2 separate regions of the Homo sapiens genome follow, and region 1 is linked to region 2. A link is a loop called in an ENCODE intact Hi-C map of the cell type or tissue named here. Cell type or tissue: PC-9. All regions are shown on one strand. Links, peaks and the distances in the headings refer to the core of each region. The heading gives the core; the rest is flanking DNA.

The links. A loop is a pair of places that touch in the nucleus more often than their neighbours do. Peaks named below come from ENCODE experiments on the same cell type or tissue, not always from the same donor. Only the 100,000 strongest peaks of a DNase experiment are listed, where the experiment ranks them.
Region 1: a loop joins it to region 2, with 6 times the contacts of the local background. A loop is called at or near these places in 3 of 110 quality-filtered maps.

Annotation. Positions count from the first base shown.
Region 1 is chr4:185,638,089-185,644,340 of GRCh38, forward strand. SORBS2 (sorbin and SH3 domain containing 2) reads right to left here. Exons shown (of 27, transcript NM_001395207.1): 14 at 789-947; 15 at 1-74. Among named protein-coding and RNA genes, the nearest start is that of SORBS2-AS1, 53 kb to the left of the region's middle. RefSeq lists an enhancer at 282-921. In PC-9, for the core only: a CTCF peak has its summit at 2,889 (motif pointing right); no DNase peak of the experiment used is centred there.
Region 2 is chr4:185,893,886-185,900,137 of GRCh38, forward strand. It overlaps a transcript of SORBS2 not described here. Among named protein-coding and RNA genes, the nearest start is that of SORBS2, 85 kb to the left of the region's middle. In PC-9, for the core only: a CTCF peak has its summit at 2,860; a DNase peak (open chromatin) is centred at 3,426; H3K4me3 peaks cover 709 bases; H3K27ac peaks cover 3,382 bases.

The DNA.
Region 1 (6,252 bases), core at 420-5,419, 260 kb before region 2:
AACTCCAGTTCTGAAAAGAATTTATACCAGGGCTCATTTTCTAAATCTATGTCATCTGGATTTATGCGATCAGTCTAGAGCAGATGTGAAGGAAAAGGGAAGGAAAAGGCACACTGAGCAAAGTGAGGGAAACGCTGTGTGGCATGAAAAACTCACGCGCGCATTGACACGCAAACATGCATCAACTCTCACCCCACGAACCTCAGCAGGAGAGAACGGAGGAAGTAAAGTAAAACGAGTAGCATGAGGATGTGAAGGCGAGCTCCATGGCAGGGGGTCCCTAGCTGTTTCCTGCGTCCATCGTTTCTGATTGGCATAAGTTGTGGGCAACTCTTGCTTGAGTTGATCCACTTACGCTTGAGGCATGAACTATGGACCACTCTCTGCGGCAGCGAGACTGGGTCTGGCTGGCACGCCTGATGTTTGGAATAGGCTCAACCCAGTCACCAAATAGCTCTTTTGGGCGAGTCACTTCATCGTCCCTGCCCTCATTGGTGGCTAGCAGTCCCAGCATGGGAGCCCGCAGTCTGCAGACAATTCACTCGGGTGCAGGCAGGTGGTAAGCCTGGGATGGGGAAGGGTGCGGGAGGGGTGGGAAGACAGGCGAGCTGGGGGGAGGGGGACAGGGCATTGGGGGGCTCTCAGGGGCCTGTGGATGAGAAGATTCTGGGGCCTGGATGGGTGCGAGCGGGACCCGGGGGAGTGGGAGTCGCCAGGCTCTGAGCAAGCAAGGGCTGCACCTGCACCTCTGCCGGGCATGAAGAAAGGTAAGGAAGGAAGGAGCTCACCCGGGTGGGAGACAGAGCCGGGGCGCGCGAGCTTGGTGTGGGGGCGCCACTCCGGGGCGGAGGGGAGGGGCTACCAGTGACTTCTCCGAGTCGGGAGCTAGAAAGAGGCTTCCGGCCAGGTTCCCTTGGAACAGGTGTCGGAGTTGTTGGGAGAGGGGGCTGCAAGAAAGAGGGGTGCAGAAACTGGTTCATTAGATGGAGGCTCTGGGCGGAACCGCGAGGACACCCTGGCAGCGCGCTGTGCCTGCGTTAGGCCGGGAGGGGAGAGGCCTCCGGACGGCGAAGTGTCCCTAGGGACCCAGACGCCTCGGGAGCGATCCGGGCCGCTGCGAAGCCCTGCCCACCAGGAGTGGATCCCCAGGATTCACCTCCCGGCTGCCTGCTCTGAGCTGAGAAGGGGATCTGGTTCTTCACAATACCGTGGATGGCGGGGAAGGGGAGGGAGCCTGGGGTAAAATCCCATCTTGGTTTCCTCGATGTTCTAATTTAGAGAAAAAGCCAGTTTTATAATTGACCTGCTTCCCTGCAGAGGTTTCTGAATGTTGTTTTTAAGATGAAAAAACTAGCAGTGTTAATATAAACAGTTGGAGAAAATACATACAATTATTCTAGTAATAGAAAACAGATGTAGAGTGTTTACCTTACCCAGCAGTGTCCTTAATATTTTCAAATAATACATGGCTGACTAGATTGATTTAGGCTGCTGATTTTGTAGTAAATCTAAGAGCTTAAAGTACTATATACAAGTTATTACTTCTTTGATAATTACTATATGACACTAATTAAATGTGGTACAATTGAAGAGTACAGTATCTTAAGTCAGAAAAAAAATTCTAAGAAAAATTATATGGTTCCCTAAAAGCCATTCACTCTGGCTAGGAGAGGAGCTGTGACTCCCAAGACATATTCTAGGAGGACTATTAAGTGCTCACTGCTTCAGAACAATTCAATATCATTTGCTTACAATTCTTAAAGAAACTCAGGGACTTAAACTGAATAGCGACATCTTGGTTGTGAAAAAAATGCTATGTAACCTTCGCAGTGCTGGGAGCTTGAAATGTTCCATATTCCAACAAAAGCCATGATTTTGACATTGTTCTACTGTTTTATTGACTCGTTGCATTTACAAGTTTTGCTAATGATACACAGTCTACACTTACTAATAAATTATACTCACAGTGTTTTTAGTGATGTGACTTTGTTTCAATATTTTATAATAAAAGATTATAGGAGTAATTACAGACAATGATAGAAAAGTTTGAGGCATCGTGACAAAATAGTGCAAAAGCCTAAGTTATCCAAAAGATGTAGTGATCATAATTATAAAGACTGTGTAGTGTCCCTGGGAAATGCTTACAATGAGATACCAAGCAGTCAAAACGGAATCTAACCACGCACCTGTACAGTAGTTACAAAGGTATTACAAAGCTTGTCTCTGCATGAACACAGTAAAGAAGTCACACATACACAAACGACTACAATGGTGTTCTGGTATTGCGACTGTTTGTTTTTTCTTTCTTTTAAATATTATTTTGCTTTATTGTTGTAATGTTATTTTTGTAATAAATAAATTCAGAGAGAACATCCTACTATTAGACATAGGAAAATGCCTAGAAATCTTGAGATATTTTTCCTTCTTTATGCCAGTATTATATTTGGTTTACACCTCAGAAGTAATAGTGAAATTGGTAGAGACAAAATATTCTAGTAACCAATTTGCTATTTTCTGTTGAATTTAAAAATTTAATTCAATTTATATTTGATTCAATAGTTGCAATAGTATTAATTGAGATTTTAATGTCCATAAAATACTATTTTTCTCCAATTATTATTTAGATCATTATAGATGCATAATTGTTCGTGAAATGGCTTTGCTGGAGCTGGTTTTTAGGGTAACTGACAGGAGAGAGAATTTCCAGTAATTTCTCTTCTGTTTAGAGAGACATACTATTTCTTCTACAGGAAAACTAACCTCTGACTCTTTTAAACTTCATAGTTTCTAATGTTACACACTGAATGATATCATTAATTATTATAACTTCTGTTTTCAAGAATAGTATTTTGTTTTGCCAAGGGGAGATAGAAACTTCTCTTAGAGGAAACGAATCTGTTTAAGAAACATTATGAACAGCAGAGGGCAGCCAACTTACTAAATGAATAAGACTTGTTAGCTATGTAGCTTCACTTTGACTCCCACATTAAGAAAATATGTAACAAATGGATATACCAAGTCCTGATTTATAGTAATGCATCTCTATGATAGAATATGGAAAAGGAAGCAGAATATCTACCATCTTGCATCATACCTTAGAATGGCAGTTTTCCATGAATTATGCTTTTGTTTATTTAAATAGTCAATTTATAGTTACAATGGGCAACTATCTAGAATGCATGCCAATAGAAATTAGCAGAGAAAACACCCAAAACAATGATAGCTGGTAATTATCGATAACTTTGGAATGCAATGAAAGGCACATGTTTGAGCAGAGTTGTGTTAAAGGAAGTGTTAGTGGCAGAACTAGAATTTTCTCTTTGCTGTGGTTGCCGTATTGAATCTTTTAAGTCATGCAATAATTAAATGTCCTATGGTGACCTGGAGGCACTGCTAAGGAACACAGAAGCCTCGCAACAGTCAGTGACACACATACAGATGGTCAGTCAACAGATGGATATACACACAAATCACTAATCTCAGTAATTTAACACTTTCCATGTGGAACATGGACATTCCTTTGAGTACAGCACTAATATTAACACTCAGAAACTCATTTAGGAGGTATGATTATGGTTTACTCTAATTGCTCATAAAAGGCAAAAGAGCAAAGATACTGATATGCATCTTTCTAGCCTTGGTGTGATTTTTTTGTTGTTGTTTCTTTTCATTAAAAAAAAAAAAAAACCCACCAGCAAACCTCCGTTTAAAACTAACTTTGTTAGTCATCAGTGCAAGAGGACGTGTTCAAGAAAAGCTACAACTATAAATCACAAGTGATCCTTACTTAAAAGCTACCAAGGGTGAACAACTTTAAAAATTTTAGTGTTTTCTATAATTTAAAAGCATTTAATTGCTTTTGTGGTTATCGAGATTCCACTAAGTATTCTCAGTGAGGCATGTGCTTTCTATACGTTGTTCTAAACAAAAAGAAGTGCCAGGGCTATTTTGTTTTTCAAATTACGCTCATTCCATTTTAAGTTTTAATGACATTGACTACCGTGTTTTATATTTATTGTGGTTTCACAATAAATGCTATATACATTATTAGTTGGGATAATTCTTAATGGTCATCAGATGAAACTCCTTAAATTTTTATAGTTAAGTATTGACTGACAATCTTTATTGATAAAGAAGCTTAAGTTCATTAAGGGTTTAAGTTGCATTTCAACTCTGCTACAGTGTTTTCAATGACTATTTTCTTCTGCTTTTATCATTATGTTCAAGTTTAGTTATTGTAGGTTAGGGTAACATTTTCATATATTTTTTTTTTACTTTATCAAGCATACAGAGGTCCTAAACAAATGCTTTATTAATTTTTTTTTTTAAATTTAACATTACTCACCTACAAACATATCCAATGCAATGGGATATAAAGGTTTTAGTAATATAATCCCAGCAGAGTTTTTATGATTGTCTCATGGAAAAATTAAATTGTGGAAATACGGTTCTGATTTGTGGTTCGAGTCAGTTCAAGGCAAATTCCTGGTGACTGCTAAGTACTTTTCCAGATCAAACATTAGGCCCAATTAATTAACATTTCTAAATTTACAGTCACATGAGTATTTATGAGCTTCAAAAAAGTGCGCTCACTTTTACTTTCCCTGTTAAAGAACATAAACGCATATGCCACTGATTCCTAAGGAAGATCTCTTTGCCAGGGTCTTGGGAAGATTTTTGTTCAAACAGTACTACCCCCCTGCCTTCTCTGTATCCCAGGGAATCGTGGAATTATGAGTCACTACTAATAGCAGTGTGTCAAACCCCTCCAAGAATGTTTTGAGACCCACTGGGCCTTTTGCACTAGAAATATATAGGCTTCATGGATAAACAACAGAACAAGGATTCAGTCCCTCACCAACTTTTTCCACTGACTGCAAGGGTGAAACCTGTGTTCCTTCATTCACTTAGAAATTCCACGAATGCATATTCACTGAACACCTGCTACAGGCCAGGCATCGTCCCAGGTGTTGGGATACAACTGGTGGACCAGTCACAGCCCTCGCCTTCAAGAAGCTCAAGATCTCATGAGGAACACAGTGTGCCATGGGCACACAGCAGGGAGAGCCTCCAACCTAATGCAGAGGAGTCAGGCACATTCCCTGGGGGAGGTGGGACTGTGCTGGGACCTGGAGGATGGGATAGAATTCTCCATGTGAAGGAAGAGGTGGTGGGGAGAGCTTTTCCTGGTGGGGAGGTGCAGCCTTTACAGAGGCCCAGCAATGCGGGAATTGAAAGTTCTCTGTGCAGCTGGAACCTAGCGAGGCAGGGAGGGTGGGAGGAGAGATGAGGCTGGAGAGGTCAGCTGGAGCCCAGTCACAGGTCTTCTATAAATTATGCTCAGGGTTTCAGATTTTGCTCGAAGGACAGTGAAGAGCCAGAGAAAATTTTGAGCTGGAGGTTTTATAAAGATTTTCTAAAGATTGCCTTCGCTGTGGTGTGGAGACTAGACTGGAGAGGTAGGGAAATGAATCAGGTGGCTGTCACTGTAGCCCAGGCACGGACAATTGTGGGCCAGAAGAGAGGAGCAGCAGTGGCACTTCTCCTGGCAGGCGACACTGAGTCCACTGCAGGAGAGGGGAAAACCCAAGATGACCCTTTGGAAAAGTGGGCAGATGGAGAGGCCATGTAGAGATTCAAAAGAGCAACACAGAATTGCCCAGGTGTTGTGTATATTTTTCAAAAATTGAAAATGAAAAGAGCAAAGGAATGCTTCCAAGGCATCTTGGAGTCAAAAGACATGAGAATGCATGAATAAGACCTTGATACCCCTCAGCGCTGGCCATCGCTGCGACGCCACTCTCATTCAGCACGCCTGCTCTTCAACCTCTAGCCTGTATTTTCAACACTTCAGAATCTTATGTAAACTATATCAGTACGCGGCCAGTCTCTACATCACCACGGCCCACTTGGCTCTTTTTGTTTTCTAATTTATAGAGGCAATTGAAACGAAGTCAGGACTAATTTTTTTAAAAAGATGATGAGCTGGTCCTACACTGGAAAGGCTGGCCAACATGTCCCATATGGCCAGCTCAAACCATTCTGCTTAAGGCTGGTCCTCTCCAAAATTGTTTAGGAGGGTTAACATTTTTGGTTCTTTCTATTTCTCCATAAGATAGCCATTCTCACTTCCTTCCAAGTTTCTAAGTTCCTTCTACTTATCTTCTCCTGTGGCTGCAGAGACCTATCCACACTCGAATCTCTGTCACACTCATGGCTCCAGAGTTTCCTGTCTTACAACCAGTCACATCT
Region 2 (6,252 bases), core at 742-5,741:
AGACCTTCAGCAGCGTCAGACTTTAGCCTTTTTTTCCCATGAGTTAACCTTTCCTAGATCCGGATGAGGAAGACAAGGGTGCCTCGGAGCCTGTCTGCATGGTCTGTCTACCTCCCGAATGCAGATTTTCCCTACAGATGCAAATCTGCCTCACAAAGGACAGCTTTTCAGAGCTATTCCTGTGTTCTCCAGCCCCTCTGAATACCGATCTCGAAATATGCCAAAGAAGCATATTTTAGGGTAAAATATTCCGGTTTCTTTCAATAGAACCACAGAAATATGCATGTTTTAAAAGAGCAAAGACATTATGGGAACATATTGAAGGAAAAATATGAAAAAGACAAGAGCAAAAGGATCAAACACAGAAGAAAATGTTGGCAGGTGTTGGGGAAAAGTGGGCGTGAGACTCACCAGGTGCTTCATGGCCCCCAGGGAACTTGCAGAACATCAAAATTAGATTTTGACTGATTTTCCAACAAATTGGTTGGCTTCAGAAGTAAAAAAAAAAATAAACAGAGATAGTCATTTTTATTAGTAGTAATCATCAAAAATAAAAATCGATTTGAAAATTTCTGTGTAGGTTTTCAGTTTTACAGACATAATCTCCAGTTCCTTTTAAGAATGGTCTGAACCCAGAGCCCCTCTGTCCATACCAATTACATCACATGTTACACTGAAGACTTGACCAGCCGTGTCACAAGCACCCAGATGTCTTACCTCGCAAGGCACCAGTGCCTCCCTGTAATTGCTGCACTGTCAGAATCAATATCTCTCTGGGGTCTGCTTTTGAGGTTCAGCCAATCAGCTCCATTGCGCTGACACAGCTCAGCTTATGCCAAAGAGAGCTGCCACCTCAGTCCCCACAAAAGAACAAAACACACCATCATCCCAGATGATGCAACCCACTCCCTCAGCAAACATCACTGTGACTTGAAAATCACAGACTCTCAGAGAATGAAGGAGGCCTGGAGACCAGCTCCTCGGAGCCTAGCACTTTCCTGAAGCACAGACAGGAGGGGCATGATCACACGGGGAGCCAGTGACTGAGCCGGGGATGCCTCCTGACACCCCGGCTGGGCCCATGTCCATGCTGCCATGTATGGCCAGGCATCAGTGTTTTAATGACCCCTTCATCTGATCACATGGCTTTGCACACTTACTTTAATTTTAGACTTGAAAACATGTGATTTACTAGTTGTGTGCTTCTAAGAATCCATGACACAGACAAGAAAGAAGAATGAATTAGGACGATAGGCCCACCGGGGGCCAAAATTCTCATTCTCAGCCTACCTCTCTTATGAGTGACAGGGCAAGCCCTGATGCCACTGAAGCAACAGCAGTGAACTAAGTCAGGGCCAAGGTACAGAGGACTTGTTTTGGTGTCACAGCACCTCCTGAACTCCTTGTCTGTATGTTTGCGTAATTCCCTACCATCCAAACTTCTACTCTATTGATCCATCCCAACACAGAATCCAAGAAGACCAGGTAAGTCTTCCCTTGTCCTCATAACCGAAGCTCGACTTAGGTTCAGATCTCCAGTGGGAATGAATAAGCCAAGGAGGTGAGGGCAGTGGAGGAAAGTGGCAGCGGCGTGAGCATCCGTTCTGCTGCAGCAGATGCAGCGGTCATGGCGCCCGGGCGACACCTGGTGCTGCATGGCAGTGGCATCACCCCCGCCAGGATCCCGGGTGCACCGGGCCCAGTGCCCGGCTGCCTTCTTGCTCAGAGTCAGGTCTCAGTGTCTGTGGTCCTAGACAGTACTTTCTGCTGATTGGCCCGGACAGGTCAGCTGAGAATGAAGGACTAGGGTTCTTCTCTGAGAACTTTGCCTCAACAATAAGAAACTTGAAGAACAGTGACTTTGTCACACTGTAACATTAACAATTTCTTTTTCAGAGAAGTAAAATGTGGGCAAATTATAGTTTTCCTGAAAGAATTTAATTTTCAAATAATTCTGGCCAATCCCTTCATTGTTTTCTTTTGAAAATATTATTATCGGAAAAGTTTGGTCCCAAATTCTCAGCACAGAATTTCATTTGGATTAAAATTAGCCAGAGAGAATGATCAGTAAGGACCAGGAAAAGGGAGTGTATGAGAGTGATGGAGTTTGAAATCTCATTGAGTAGAAATCCCATTGACCACAATTATCCAGCTCTGAACAAGGATCAAATGCTCATAGGCCAAAAAAAGCTCCGGATTAGGCCAAAGAATCTCACTTAACCAACTTGTATATAACAAATACTCCAGTGGATTCCACAGCAATTTCATTTTGGAATTTGTCATGGGAAATAGGTAGGAAAGACAGACTGAAATGGATTCATGCATAAAGAAATGCACTTAAAGAAAAGGGGTAATTTTTGGCATTGACGGGTTCTGAATTAGATACAAATCCTCAGAGAAAGGATTTAGACATGTTGGCCAGGCGAGATGGCTGACGCCTGTAATGCCAGCACTTTGGGAGGCCGAGGCAGGTGGATCACCTGAGATCAGGAGTTCAAGACCAGCCTGACCAACATGGTGAAACCCCGTCTCTACTAAAAATGCAAAAATTAGCTGGGTTTGTTGGTGCACGCCTGTAATCCCAGCTACACGGGAGGCTGAGGCAGGAGAATCCCCTGAATCCGGGAGGCAGAGGTTGCAGTGAGCCAAGATCGCGCCACTGCACTCCAACCTGGGTGACAAGAGCAAAGCTCTGTCTCAAAATAAATAAATAAACAAACAGCTAGTAACTGGGTTTTGACATATGGAAATTCCTTACTTCTTATTTCAATTCACTGCTCTTTTCTAAACACAGAACTACTGTGTAGTGTAACAGGATGATTGGCAGGGGGTGCTCTGTGGCCCCTGGTGTGTGCCCCTAACAAAGAGCCATGTCCTCTGCAGAGAGTTCTTGGTGGAGGAGGCTCCACTGGGAAAAGCCAAGCCACTGGGTGGTGCGTTGCCCTCAAGTTTCCCAGTGATGCCAGTGATACCTGCCCTAAATTACAAATGCTGCTTACACATGGCCAAAAAAAAAAAAAAAAGCACATGTCAGTGATTGGTTGTATTACAAAGCACGTCAGTGATTGGTTGTATTACTGAGCTACTGGAAAAGCTGCAGCATCTGCAGCAATTGCGGAGGCTCAGGAAACAGTACCCCAGATGACAGCCTCAGAAGCAAGAGCTTCTCTCTGCTCACTTCTGCCTTCCGGTTCCTCAGCCCAATTCTCCCCTGAGGCCAGATATAGAAACCAGAATCCCTCTTCCTCCAGGACCGTCACAGTAACCACAACCCCTTTGCCCCAGAGCCAGCCTTAAAACCTAAAAGTATTACTCTAACTTTCGCTCCGCCTTTCTGGGTAAGAACTGGCGATAAAGACACTCTCTGACCCACCTTGTTTGAGTGTAGGTATGAGATCCGATTCCAGAGAGGGCCCCACCCCACACCAGAAGGAAGGAAAGCTGACCAGAGAGGCCAGCAAGAATCTGGACAGACAGGCCTTGCTGGGTGTCCCCACTCAGTCTATTCGCATTAGACCACACCCTTTCGTCCAATCCTATGCCTACACAGCTGCCCATACTTTGTTAAACCTAAGCATAAAAATGGACAGTTTCCCCTGTATCTTTGGGTCTTCAATCTGAAGGCTCCTATGTACACATTAAGAAAATTTGTACATCTTTTCTCAAATGAATCTGCCTTTTGTGAGTTGATTTTTCAGCGAACCTTCAGAGGGTGAAGGGAAAATTTCTCCTAGGCCCTGACACAACCATAACTACTGCAGTCTGAAACAGGTATGCTCCACAGCCTACAACAGGTATAGAAAGTCACGGAACACAGATGGCTAAGGTTCAAACCAGCACGAGAGGGCGTTCAAAAAGCTAAGGAGTTAGGCTGGGTGCAGTGGCTCACGCCTGTAATCCCAGCACTTTGGGAGGCCGAGGCAGGCAGATTACCTGAGGTCAGGAGTTCAAGACCAGCCTGGCCAACATGGTGAAACCCTGTCTCCACTCAAAAAAAAAAATTTAGCAGGATGTGGTGGCAGGTGCCTGTAATCCCAGCTACTAGGGAGGCTGAGACACAAGAATCATTTGAACCCAGGAAGCAAAGGTTGCAGTGAGCCAAGATCATGCCACTGCACTCTAGCCTGGGCAACAGAGCAAGACCCCGTCTCAAACAAACAAAAAAGCTCAGGAGTTGGATAGCTCCACAGCAGGGGCTAACATTCCATCTAAGCAAAGTGACTATAATCCAACCACTTTTTGACGTCTAAATAAACTTGTGCCTTTAATGACTGTTTTCTGATTGACATCCCATTACTGCCTGAAGGCAAAACAAGCTGAAAGGGCAAGATTGTGTGATAGCCAAAGAAACTCATTCACATATTAAGCCATTGACAATTTTAAGACATATTCTAAATGGATCATTCTAGCAATTAAGTGGAGGGGAAATGAACGGTAGGGGACATAAGCAGGGAAACTAGAAAGAAAGTTTGACAGTTGATGTCAAAAATAAGAAAGGCTCAAACTAGCACCATGTCTGTAAGGAAGAAAAGAAAGGGAAAATTTCCCAAACATATATTTAGAAGTTAAATCAATCACACTCTATTCACTGGACGATGAAAGACTGGGTGAGGAAAATAAAAACATCAAGAATCATTGCTCGTGTTTTTGGAGGCAGTGTTGCTTGGGGTTAGTCAGTAACGGGTGGCAAAATAAGAACAAAATAATGACTACCAAAACGCAAATGAAACTAACTAGCGGCTACGTTGATTTGCATCTCAGCCTTATTGCTTGTCTTTACCTCTGGGAAAAAAATTGAAGAAGTAATAGAAATAAAATGCAGAGTGGTATGGAGAGGGCGTCAGTTTAGCAGGAGGTAATACCCAAATCTTTAGAAAAAGCAGAGAATGTTATTTGGATACCGTGAGCTTCACTGTAGAGGCCAAGGCATGGTGAGATTTAATAAAGGTGCACAGAGCATAAATCTAAAAGGCGATTATGCTAGTATAACCCACACGATATTGTGGATGACGTGTTTAATGGCAACATCCTGATCCACTCTTGCCTAGGGGATGTTAATGGAACTACACAAAACCTATCATGCTTTGGTTCAATGAGAGATTTTTTTTTTTAAGCTCATACTTCAAGCAAGGAACCTAAAATCTCTTCCATGATCACAGTGTGCAGAGGCAATACTAATTTTCAGAGCAGCCTGATCTGGAACAAAGGAGACAGGAATCAGGGCAGCCTCTGACAGAGTGCTCACAGGAGAAAGAGATGGTGCTGCCCGGTACAGCCCCTCCCAGCATTCACAGGCAATGGCTGGAGGTAAGAAGCACCAGGTCCGGTCTAGATAACAGCATTTGGGACACACAGCGGATAATCCAAGCTGGGACAGGCAGAGGCTACTCCTTAGTCAGATGGTTAAGGTCTCGAAGAATTGGTGACTGTCATCAGGACCCGTTCTCTGTGTTTAAGTGTGCACAGGGATTTGGACATATTTTTTATTTTAGAGTGTAGATTCTGTCGTTCTCGAAAATCTTTTTCATTTTGTGAAGTAGCGAGTTTATTTTTATTTTTTTTAAGAGACAGGGTCTCACTCTTTCACCCAGGGTGGAATGCGGTGGCGTGATCATGGATCCCTGCAGCCTCCTGGGTTTAAGCGATCCTCCCCCCTCAGCCTCCCCAGAGGCTGGGACCCTGACAGGCATACTCAGCACTGAGTTTAAACCCACCTAACAACCAACTACGCAACATGCCCAGGCACTCCCAGAGCCAAGATTGTCTAGTTGAGTCAAGGGCTTGATATCCAGAGTTGGAAAAATAAAGAGCTCTCCTTAACAAATTGTATCTGAATAAGTAGACTTGTGTTTGGGGGAGCCAAGTGTTACAGTAGAGCCCAACGAGTATTATACCTTCAGGCTTCGCACGTTCTTTACAGTCATAAGCACTCAGCAAATGGTTACCATACTGGACGCCATGGAAGACTTATTAGAAGGGGGTAAAGTTGGAAATATGAAAATGAGTTAGGCTGTGGCCACAGCCTGGAGGAAAACAGGTAAGGGTTGATCTAAGATAGAGGCAACGGCACTAGAAAGGAGGAGACAGCTGCACATGGTGGCACACATCTGTAGTCTCAACTACTAAGGAGGCTGAGGAAGGAAGATCTCTGAGCCCAGGAGTTTCAGATTGTCGTGTGCTATGATCACACCTGTGAATAGCCACTGCACTCCAGCTCAGGCAATATAGTAAGAACCCATCTCTAAAAATAAA